Linked DNA regions of Homo sapiens: all the other regions are linked to region 1. The links are chromatin contacts, found by Hi-C or POLR2A ChIA-PET in ENCODE. All regions are on one chromosome and are shown on one strand. The core of a region is the stretch at or near the end of the contact, and the rest is flanking DNA. Distances in the headings are between cores, read along the strand shown.

The links. A loop is a pair of places that touch in the nucleus more often than their neighbours do. ChIA-PET counts read pairs that join two places held with the same protein, here RNA polymerase II (POLR2A). Pooled maps may share reads with other maps.
Region 2: a loop to region 1 is called in a pooled map, with 7 times the contacts of the local background. The contact joins the promoter of ZNF808 here to the promoter of ETFB in region 1. A Hi-C loop is called at or near these places in 4 of 50 pooled maps. POLR2A ChIA-PET finds 5 or more read pairs at or near these places in 2 of 52 experiments (K562 and PC-9).
Region 3: a loop to region 1 is called in a map of naive thymus-derived CD4-positive, alpha-beta T cell, with 10 times the contacts of the local background. The contact joins the promoter of KCNC3 here to the promoter of ETFB in region 1. A Hi-C loop is called at or near these places in 1 of 168 maps with a recorded cell type or tissue (naive thymus-derived CD4-positive, alpha-beta T cell), 2 of 37 single-sample maps with no recorded cell type and 10 of 50 pooled maps. POLR2A ChIA-PET finds 5 or more read pairs at or near these places in 2 of 52 experiments (B cell and BJ).

Annotation. Positions count from the first base shown.
Region 1 is chr19:51,364,327-51,367,637 of GRCh38, reverse strand. It overlaps ETFB (electron transfer flavoprotein subunit beta), which reads left to right and starts at 1,250. Exons shown (of 6, transcript NM_001985.3): 1 at 1,250-1,368. The coding sequence starts at 1,312. It overlaps CLDND2 (claudin domain containing 2), which reads left to right. Exons shown (of 4, transcript NM_152353.3): 3 at 62-181; 4 at 423-540. The coding sequence ends at 496. RefSeq lists silencers at 1-134, 405-454 and an enhancer at 684-1,643.
Region 2 is chr19:52,526,072-52,529,382 of GRCh38, reverse strand. It overlaps ZNF808 (zinc finger protein 808), which reads right to left and starts at 1,715. Exons shown (of 5, transcript NM_001039886.4): 1 at 1,672-1,715. RefSeq lists enhancers at 1,442-2,269, 2,270-3,096.
Region 3 is chr19:50,327,676-50,330,986 of GRCh38, reverse strand. KCNC3 (potassium voltage-gated channel subfamily C member 3) reads left to right here and starts at 1,610. Exons shown (of 5, transcript NM_004977.3): 1 at 1,610-2,774. The coding sequence starts at 1,905. LOC105372437 (a long non-coding RNA gene) reads right to left here and starts at 1,367. Exons shown (of 4, transcript XR_007067299.1): 1 at 1,192-1,367. RefSeq lists silencers at 1-289, 303-482, 1,360-1,419, 1,500-2,049, 2,658-2,747 and an enhancer at 1,601-1,895.

The sequences.
Region 1 (3,311 bases), core at 1-2,500:
TGGCCTGGGTGCAGCCCCCACCAGGCCCAGCTAGCTCATCTTGCGGCTGGGCGGGGCCCAGGACTGCTGCTGCTGACCGCCTTGATAGGCTACACCGTGAAGAATGCGTGGAAGAACAACGTCTTCTTCTCTTGGTCCTATTTTTCTGGGTGGCTGGCCTTACCCTTCTCAATTCTCGCGGGTAAACTGGACAGCGGGAAGAGGGTGGAGGAGACTGCCCAGAAGACCCTCACCCCAGAGGCTCCCCAGCTGCCCTCCCAGGAAACCCCGGGGACCTCTCGGGGACTCCCCAACACACTAACGACTCCCGCAGACCCGGCAGAGACCCCCTTGGAGCCCCAAACCCCAGTCCCCGGGGCCCTCCCGGCCATCCGCCCCAGGGCCCACCTTCCTCTCCCTGCTCCGCACCCCCGTCCCCCCAGGCTTCTGCTTTCTGCTGGCAGACATGATCATGCAGAGCACCGACGCCATCAGTGGATTCCCCGTGTGTCTGTGACTGCAGCCTGCCTGGGGCAGAATAAAGGAACGGCTTTTTTTAGCGCTGCGGCTCCGCGTGCTTTTCTGCGGGTCGTGGGGACGCAGGCACGGGGTTGCATAGAGGCTCAGGGAAGACATAAGGACATGAACTCATAGGGAACGTGGAGACAGGGAGACACAGACATGGAGACACAAGTCTCCATGGATTGGGATGGGAACAGGGACATGTGGGAGGGGCGGGGCCAGGAGGGGACGTGGGCCTTTGGAGAGGGTGTGGAGAGGCTGTGGGGACGACATGGAGGTGAAGTAGAGACACGGACAGGGGAGGATACGGATATGGAAGGGACAGGGAACACGGGGATGGAGAGAGTGGAGAGACCGACGCGCGAGGATTCAGAGGCGTGGGAATACGAGTACCGCGACTTGGAGAGGCCGGGAAGAAGTGGGGGATCTGGAGAGGGAGAGCAGATCCGGGGATACCGGGAAGTGTTTATAGGACCGGGAGGATCTATAAACTCCGGGCGCGCTTCCCTCCAGTGCACGACCTTTCCCCTAGTTCTCTGCCCTGCCCTCTCCGCCAGGCCTTTCCTTCTCTCTCCAGGTCCCGCTCGCTCCCCGAGATCCGCTTCCCATTGGTTTGCATTGCTTGCCACACCTCCCTTCCTTCCGGCCTCTCGATTGGTCCTCTGTCGGGGAGGCGGGCTCTGCAGCGGTTGACTGGCTGACCGTGCTGCGCGCAGGCGCAGAGAGGGGCGCGGGGGGCGGGGGTGGTGGGGCTTCTGGACTGAGCCGCTGAGGGTGCGGGCTGACCCTGTAAGTGGCTGCGGCGGGAAGATGGCGGAGCTGCGCGTGCTCGTAGCTGTCAAGAGGGTCATCGACTACGCCGTGAAGGTGATCGGGCCCCCCTCTCCCACATCCCTGAGTCCCGCAGCCGTGTGCTTCCGGGGCCACGAGCGCACACTGGGTGGGGGTCTTCTCGTAACCCCCGACCTCTGCCGCTTTAACCCCCAAACGTCAAAGTCACCTGAGGGCAAAAATCCAAGAGTGAAGTTCTAACATCCGATCCCTCCGGGGTCACGGCCATGTTCTCTTTTCCCTCGTTCTGGATTCACTCTCTTGATAACTGTTCAGAGTGAGTTGCTTTCTCTATTTCTTACCCACTGGAAGAAGTCACGGTCCCTGTTTAATGCACGGAGAAACTGAGGCACAGAGAGGTCACCCAGCTAGAGAAGGGCAGAGCCGAGAGTTCTATCCAGGTTCCTCTGACTGCTTTCACCCACTAGGCTGCATTACTTACCATTGTACTCTTATATTACCCGAAATGTGCTATAGAGGGAGTCAGACAGGGTCCTGTGGGGCCCCAGAAGCTGCTTTCCACCCTCCATAGCCACAGGGTGAGCCAGGAGGCTCTAGCTAGGGAGAGAGAAGTGTGTTTGCTAGAGATGAAAGTTCAAGGAGCCAACCTGACTGAGCTGGGGGTAGCTCACATTCTCCATGAAAGAGGTGGGGGAGGGTGCTCTCAGCGCCTGGCTTGTTGTCCCCAGAGGGAAGCTGGTGTGGACAGAGGTGAATCAGACACGGTCTCTCAGGCCCGTTTCTCTCAATGCTTGGCCTGAACTGGACTGAAGATGGTGACTGTCTGTCCATGTCTGTCCTTCCCATCAGCCTGGGGACTTACCTCCGTGTCCCCAGCATTACCTAGCGCAGGGCCTGGCACCCTGGAGGCCTCAGGGTGGGCAAAACCAGGGTCACAAAGTTGACACTGATACTGCCCCTGCCTGCTTAGGGAGTGGGCTGGGGAAGAGGGTACAGGAGCCAGACTTGAGCATGAAAGTGTCAGTGATGATAGCAGCCAGCATTTAGCGGGTACTTACGTGGCAGGCATCGTTCCAAGTCCTTTGCAGAGATTAACCCATTCAGTCCTTTCAGTACCCTTTGTATTATTTATTATTTATTTTTATTTTTTGAGACGGAGTTTTGCTCTTTTTGCCCAGGCTGGAGTGCAATGGCGCAGTCTTGGCTCACTGCAACCTCAGCCTCCCGAGTTCAAGCAATTCTCCTACCTCAGCCTCCCAGGTAGCTGGGATTACAGGCATGTGCCACCACACCTGGCTAATTTTTTGTATTTTTAGTAGAGATGGGGTTTCACCATGTTGGTCAGGCTGGTCTCAAACTCCAGACCTCAGGTGATCCACCCGCCTGCCTCGGCCCCCCAAAGTGCTGGGATTACAGGTGTGAGCCACCGTGCCTGGCCGACCCTTTGTATTATTAATTCCATTGGATAGATGAGGAAACTGAGGCCTGTCAGATCTCCCAGCCAGTAAGTGGCAGAGTTACGATCGAAACCCCGGGCAAGTCTGGCTCTAGACTCTGCTCTCCCATCTCCCTCAATGCCCCCTGTCCTAATGATGCCTCTGGCAGCACATGACAGGGATGTCACCTGTAGCCCTTTTGAGACACATTCCTCTTGGGGTCCTGGGACCCAACACTTGGTTTCCTCCCTGCTCTGACTGTTCGTTACTGTCACATCTTTGGAGTCCTACAGCTCCCTGGGCCTCTTCTCTCCATCCCAGCCCTGGCCTTCCACGCCTGGCATGTCTGGGATTGGATCCGTCTCCCCCATGGTGCAGGCCCACGTTTGACTCAGCTCTGGTCCCAGCATCACTCAGCACAGAGCCTGGCACATGGATGTCTCTGGTGTGCTCAGGGAGAGAACAGAGGGGAAGCGTGAAGGCCGCGTTGAATCAGCTACTGTCCTTTCCAGAGGGTGCTGCCTTCCCCTCCCGCAGTGCCCCAGGGCTCCCTGCATTACATCCTGTCTCACTGGATGTGTC
Region 2 (3,311 bases), core at 466-2,965, 1.2 Mb before region 1:
TGAGACAAGATCTCGCTCTGTTGACCAGGCTGCAGTGTAGTGGCATGATCTCAGTTCACTGCAGCCTGGACCTCCTGAGCTCAAGTCATCCTCCTACCTCCACCTCCAGAGCAGCTGGGAGTACAGGTGCACACGATTATGCCCCGTTATTTCCTTTTTTTTTTTTTTGGCAGAGATAGGGGTCTCACTATGTTGCCCAGGCTGGTCTCGAACTCCTAGACTCAAGCAATTCTCTTGCTTCAGTCTCCTAAAGTGTGGAGACTACAGGCGTGAGCCACTGTGCCTAGCCCCCCTTTCTTCATTACTGCGCTTCCCTCCCTAATTCTGTACATATCTCTCATTCTCCCCCTTCTCTCTCTAGCTCTTGTTTTCTTTTCTTTCTCCCTGGGATTCTGCTCTTCATTTTGTACCCCTCTTCTCTTCTGCTGTTTATCCCCCTTCTTCCCTCTATTCCTTCTCTTCCATCTCTTCTGCTCCATCCTCGCAACTTATTTAACCTCTTATTGCTCCTTCTCCCCAATCTTTCAATCGTCCTCAATCTCCATCTATTTCTGCCTCTTCACCCATCTCTGCGCCTCCTCTGCTCTCCCTGTTAAATTCTCTCTTCCCTGATATACTCCCCTGTCCCCACTCTGTGTCACCCCAGATCCCCAGGTGTCCTCCCTGCTGTGTTTCTCCCTCGGTTCTCCTTGACACCAGCACCACTCTGCTCTGTCTGCCCTGGCTCCAAATCCCTCCCTCTCTCCCTCACTCTGATGAGCCTCCCTCTTTGCTGCCACTCTCCCTACCTTGCCGTCCTTCATCTCTGTGTACATCTAGCTTTTCTCTACATTTCTCCAGTTGCTTTTCTCCACCTGCTTTTCTAGGTATTTTGTTGCTTTCTTTTTCCACTTTCACCATATCTTGGCATATCCCTCACCAATCCTCTATTTTGCCATCTGTTATGGGCCTTTCTTATTCTTTCTCTGTCTCAGGTTTTCTACTGCTGTCTGTCTCCTGATCCCTTCGGCCCACACAATCGCAGGAGGGTTTGGAGTAAGACGCCTGCATCCCGGAGGAGCGCGTTTTCCAAGGGCTGGAGCTCGGCAGGCAAGAAGACCCCATGTCACAGGACAGGGCCCTGCGTCCTTCCCAGTGTGGGTTCAATGGAAGCGGTGACTGCGGAGGAGAGACCTGGGGAGCCGCAGGCTCTGGCACGAGTAGGGAGGTGGGAGGAGGGGGGACGGCGCCTTGGGAGAAGGATGGGGTCTGCAAGATCCCAGGACCAGGCAGAGGACGCGGCCTCCCTGGGACTGGGGCTGCGGCGCGACGCTCCAGGGGCCGACGAGGGGTGGCTGGGAGGTGCGCCCCGGGCAAGAATCCACCTCGTGGGTGAAGACTTTAAATAGCGCGAGGAGGGAAGAGTCAGAAGAAGGTTTTGAGCAGAAAAACTACGCAATAGAAAGTGTATACATTGCCCTATAGCAGACAGACCCGGGACGGGACCAGCCTCCAGACGACTTTAAACCCGAAAGGAAGCGACACCCGGCCTCTCACTGGGCTGTCTCAATTTGCTCTGGGCGAAGGAAGACGGGCGAGAATTTCCAGGTCTGTGGGGACCCCACGTCCCAGGGACAGAAGCGGCGGGGACCTGGGAAGCGGAGACTTAATGCAACACAGAGCAAAACTCACCATGGCGACGTGACCTTCACTCCACCCGATCCGCTTCCGGGTTTGCGTTAATCTCCGCGCGCAGGACGGAAGCCAGGCCTGGGCGGGAGGTGGGAGGAGGTGGGCGGGGCCTGGGCGAGGTAGCGGCGGGGCGCGAGGCGCTGAGACCTTGCCCTTTAGAACCGGCAGAGGGCGGGGCCGGGGCGGGGCCGGGGCGGGACTTGCGCGTCTTTCAGCCTCTCTCCTAGCGTCTCTGTTTTTAGGTTGTGGAGGCGAGAGCGCCAGAAAGTCTGAGGCATGATTCCAAAGCCCTGGAATTGTCTGGAACCGGGATGCAAACTAGAATGTGAAATGCAAAGCCCTGCCTGGGCGGCATGTACGATGTCATGGTGACGGCCCACGGAACAGAATAGATGTCCTCTCCCTTTCTATCTCCATTCACTAGGGAGGGAGAGTCCACCCTGAGCTCAGCTTCAGAGACTTCCTTAAAGCCACCGCCAGGGGTGCGGGACGGAGTGCTTAGGCCAGGAAGGAGTGAGGTCACCACCTGCTGCTTAAACACAGCAGAGGCGCGGGGGCGGGAGCCTCAGGTCCCAGCTACTCAGGAAGCAACGGAGAGAATTGCTGAGCCTGGGGTCCCAAGCCAGCCTGGGCGACAAAGTAACACCCACTGCGGCAGGTCTCCCTTCCTAGTCTCTCTCTCTCTCTTTCCCTTTTTTTTTTTTTGGAGACAGAGTCTCACTCCGTCGCCCAGGCTGGAGTGCCGTGGAGTGATCCCAGCTCACTAGAACTTCCGCCTCCTGGTTTCAAGCGATACTCCGGCCTCAGCCTCCCGAGTAGCTGGGACTACAGGCATGCGCCACCATGCCCAGTTAATTTTGTATATTTAGTAGAGACAGGGTTTCACCATGTTAGCCAGGCTGAACTCCCGACCTCAGGTGATCCGCCCACGTCGGCCTCCCAAAGTGCTGGGATTACAGGCGTGAGCCACCGCGCCCGGGCCTTTTCCCTTTTTAAAAAAAAAAAAAAAACTTTTTTAAATAAAATTTTTGATGGTGTGACATAGGGATCCAACATTACTCTTTTCCATGTGGATATCCAGTTAGTTGTCCCAGCACATTTGTGGAAGAGATCTATTACTTTATTATTATTATTATTATTATTACTATTATTGAGACACAGTATTTCTGTTGCCCAGGCTGGAGTGCAGTGGCGAGATCTCAACTCAATGCAGCCTCTGCCTCCTGGGTTCAAGCGATTCTCCTGCCTCAGCCTCGGGAGCAGCTGGCATTACAGGCGCGTGCCACGATGCCCGGTTAATTTTTGTATTTTTCATAGAGACGGGGTATCACTACGGTGACCTGGCCGGTATCGAACTCCTCACTTTAAGTTATTTGCCTGTGTCAGCCTCCCAAAATGCTGGGATTACATGCGTCAGCCAACATGCCTGGCCCAAGAAATATTCTTTACTTTGCTTTTTAAATGTTGACAAAATATAATTGAAAACTAAAAAATATTATCCCAAATGAGAAATCATCTCCACGACGATAACAGAGAAAGAAATAAAAACCATTTTGTTAATAAATAAACCTTAGGACCGGGCATGGGGGCTCACGCTTGTAATCCCAGCACTTTGGGAGGCTGAAGCAGGCGGATCACGA
Region 3 (3,311 bases), core at 361-2,860, 1.0 Mb after region 1:
CTGCCCGAGGGCGCCCGCAGCCCCCTGACCCGCCCCCTTCGCTCCCGCAGGCGCCGCCTCCTCCCTCCGCAGCCCCAGCCGCAGCCGCTGGCCCCGCCCCAGCCCCCTGAGCCTGCGCTCTGCCTCTCGGAGCCTACGACCGCCCAGGGGGCGGGGACGGCCCGCTCCGAGGCGGTCCCCTTTTTCTGGCCCCGCCCCTCACTCCATTCTTCCCCAGAACCCGACCTCTGAGACTCCTAGCCCACCCCATTTTTTATCGGTCCTGCCTATATTGCCTCAGTCTTGACGGTGCTTCCTGGCGCTTTGGCCTCTCCCCTCTCCCGTCCTCTCTGCCTCCTTGCGTGCCCCCTCCTCACCAGTCCTCATCTACCCTCGGTCCTCCAATCTGCAGTCCGCCGCGGTGTAGCGTTCGTTAGAAGTTCTCGCCTCGCCCTTTGAGACCCTGTGACCTTTAGGCAGTGCCCTCTCCCAGGTCTTCTGATCCCGAAGACTCCCCGTTCCAGGTCCCTCCCCTCCATCCAGCCCAGTAGCTTTGTACTCTTTGTAGTCTCATTGTTCCCCTGGGATCCACCTCTCCCGTTCCTCTACCCTCCCTTAGCCCTGCCCTGCCCTCGCCTACCCTGGTTGCTTTCAAGACCCTCAAGCCCCGCTCCTTCCTTAGTCTCTCTTTCCTACCGCCCATTCAAGACGTTTTCTTTTTCTTTTATTTATTTATTTTTTGACACAGAGTCTCGCTCTGTCGCCCAGGCTGGAGTGGAGTGGTGCGATCTCGACTCATTGCAACCTCTACTTCCCAGGTTCAAGCGATTCTCCTGCCTCAACCTCCCGACTAGCTGGGACTACAGGCACCCACAACCACGCCCGACTAATTTTTGTATTTTTAGTAGAGGCGGGGCTTCACCATTTTGGCCGGGCTGGTCTCGAACTCCTGACCTCAAATGATCCACCCACCTCAGCCTCGCAAAGTGCTGGCGTTACAGGCGTGAGCCACTGCGCCCTGCCTCAAGACGTTTTCTATTTGTCGACCCCACTCACCTTCCTCAGTACCACTCATCCATCCGGACACTCATTCTCCGGGCCCAGCCCCGACTAACCAGGCCCGCCTTGGAGCCTCAGCCCCGCTCCCTCCCTTAGGCCTATCCAGACCCTCTCGGGTTTCCAGGACTCTCTCAAGTTTCAACACCTTCTCACCGAGTCTAAGTCTTTGTTCTTCCCGTGTCCTCTTTCAGTCCAGCCTGTCCCCCTTGCGCGGGAAAGTCCTCCATCTCTAGTTCCCGCCCCATGCAGTCTCATCTGGACCGTTTCTACTTTCTGCGGCCCTGTCTCTTCCAAGCAATGCTCCTCCCCACCAGGTCCTGCCTAGCGGTGTTTTAGGTGAGGGCGTGCGATCTGTTTTGTTTCTCTCCGCCCCTTTCTCAGCCCAATCAGGACGGCCTCTCTCATGGTGGCCCCGCCCCTCCAGGCCAGTCGGGCGTCTTTAAATAGCTTGGATGTGTCCCCTCCTCCCTCTACCCCGCCCGCACTTTTTTCAGTTCAGTAAGGTCTCTCTCTATCGTATCTAGCCCCGCCTTCCCCTGGCTACCAGTGCTGCCGAACACAATTAGTAGTAACCGGTCCCGCCTCCCTTGACGCCCCGCCCCGCCCCTCCTCCCTGCTCTCTTAGAAAGAGCCAATCGCTCCGTCTCATTGGCGGCCCCGACTCGTCCAGCTGGGTCGCGTTAGAGTGCCCGCCCCACTCCTCCCAGCCACAGCCCCGCCCCACCTCCCCCAGGCCAATCAGTTTGGTTCCTCTCCCCTAAGCCACGCCCCCGCTACCTCGCTCCTCCTCCCACCCAATCCCGTCGGTCTCTCCCCCCGTGTCCCCGCCCCTGCGTCCCCGCCCCTCCCGCCCCGCCCCCCGTCCAATGCTGAGCTCAGTCTGCGTCTCGTCCTTCCGCGGGCGCCAGGGGGCCAGCAAGCAGCAGCCGGCGCCACCGCCGCAGCCGCCCGAGTCCCCGCCGCCGCCACCGCTGCCGCCGCAGCAGCAGCAGCCTGCGCAGCCCGGCCCCGCCGCGTCCCCGGCGGGCCCCCCGGCACCCCGCGGGCCCGGGGACCGGCGCGCCGAGCCATGCCCCGGGCTGCCGGCGGCGGCCATGGGGCGGCACGGCGGCGGCGGTGGCGACAGCGGCAAGATCGTGATCAACGTGGGCGGCGTGCGCCATGAGACGTACCGCTCGACGCTGCGCACCCTGCCGGGGACGCGGCTGGCCGGCCTGACGGAGCCCGAGGCGGCGGCACGCTTCGACTACGACCCGGGCGCCGACGAGTTCTTCTTTGACCGGCACCCGGGAGTCTTCGCGTACGTGCTCAACTACTACCGCACCGGCAAGCTGCACTGCCCAGCCGACGTGTGCGGGCCCCTGTTTGAGGAGGAGCTCGGCTTCTGGGGCATCGACGAGACCGACGTGGAGGCCTGCTGCTGGATGACCTACCGGCAGCATCGCGACGCTGAGGAGGCGCTCGACTCCTTCGAGGCGCCCGACCCCGCGGGCGCCGCCAACGCCGCCAACGCCGCAGGCGCCCACGACGGAGGCCTGGACGACGAGGCGGGCGCGGGCGGCGGCGGCCTGGACGGAGCGGGCGGCGAGCTCAAGCGCCTCTGCTTCCAGGACGCGGGCGGCGGCGCCGGGGGGCCGCCAGGGGGCGCGGGCGGCGCGGGCGGCACATGGTGGCGCCGCTGGCAGCCCCGCGTGTGGGCGCTCTTCGAGGACCCCTACTCGTCGCGGGCTGCCAGGGTGAGCGCGCTCTCGGGGCCCCCATCCACCCCACCCCCGCCTCTCCAGGCGCCCCCAGTCTCCCAGGAGCGCCCCAGCTCCAACCCTCCGGGTCCCTCTAGGCTTCTCAGTCTCCTAGAAGCCTCTTCCCCAATCCTGAGTCTCCTGGGCTCCTCCGAACACACCCCCCTCTCGCAGCCATCCCCCAGATCCTCCAAAGACGGATCTCCAACCTTCGGGCTCTTCCAGACCCCTCCAAAGTTCCCCCTCCCCCGCCAAGGCCACCCTAGACGCTTAGACACTTCCTCCAGACCGTGAATCTCCCGTGCTTCTCTGAACAACCCGGTCCCCACCTTTCCTGGGCTCCTCTGAGACCCTCCCCAACCCTCATGTCTCCTGGGCCCCATCAAATCTCTTCTCACTACTCTTGGTCACCGTCCAGCCCTTGGTTTCTTGGACCTTCCCCAGCCCCTCAGAAGACATCCCTTCTCAGCCCTCAAATTCTCCTAGGCCCTGTGAGCCCTGACCCCCACTTTCCCTGCCTTCTCCAGACTCTCT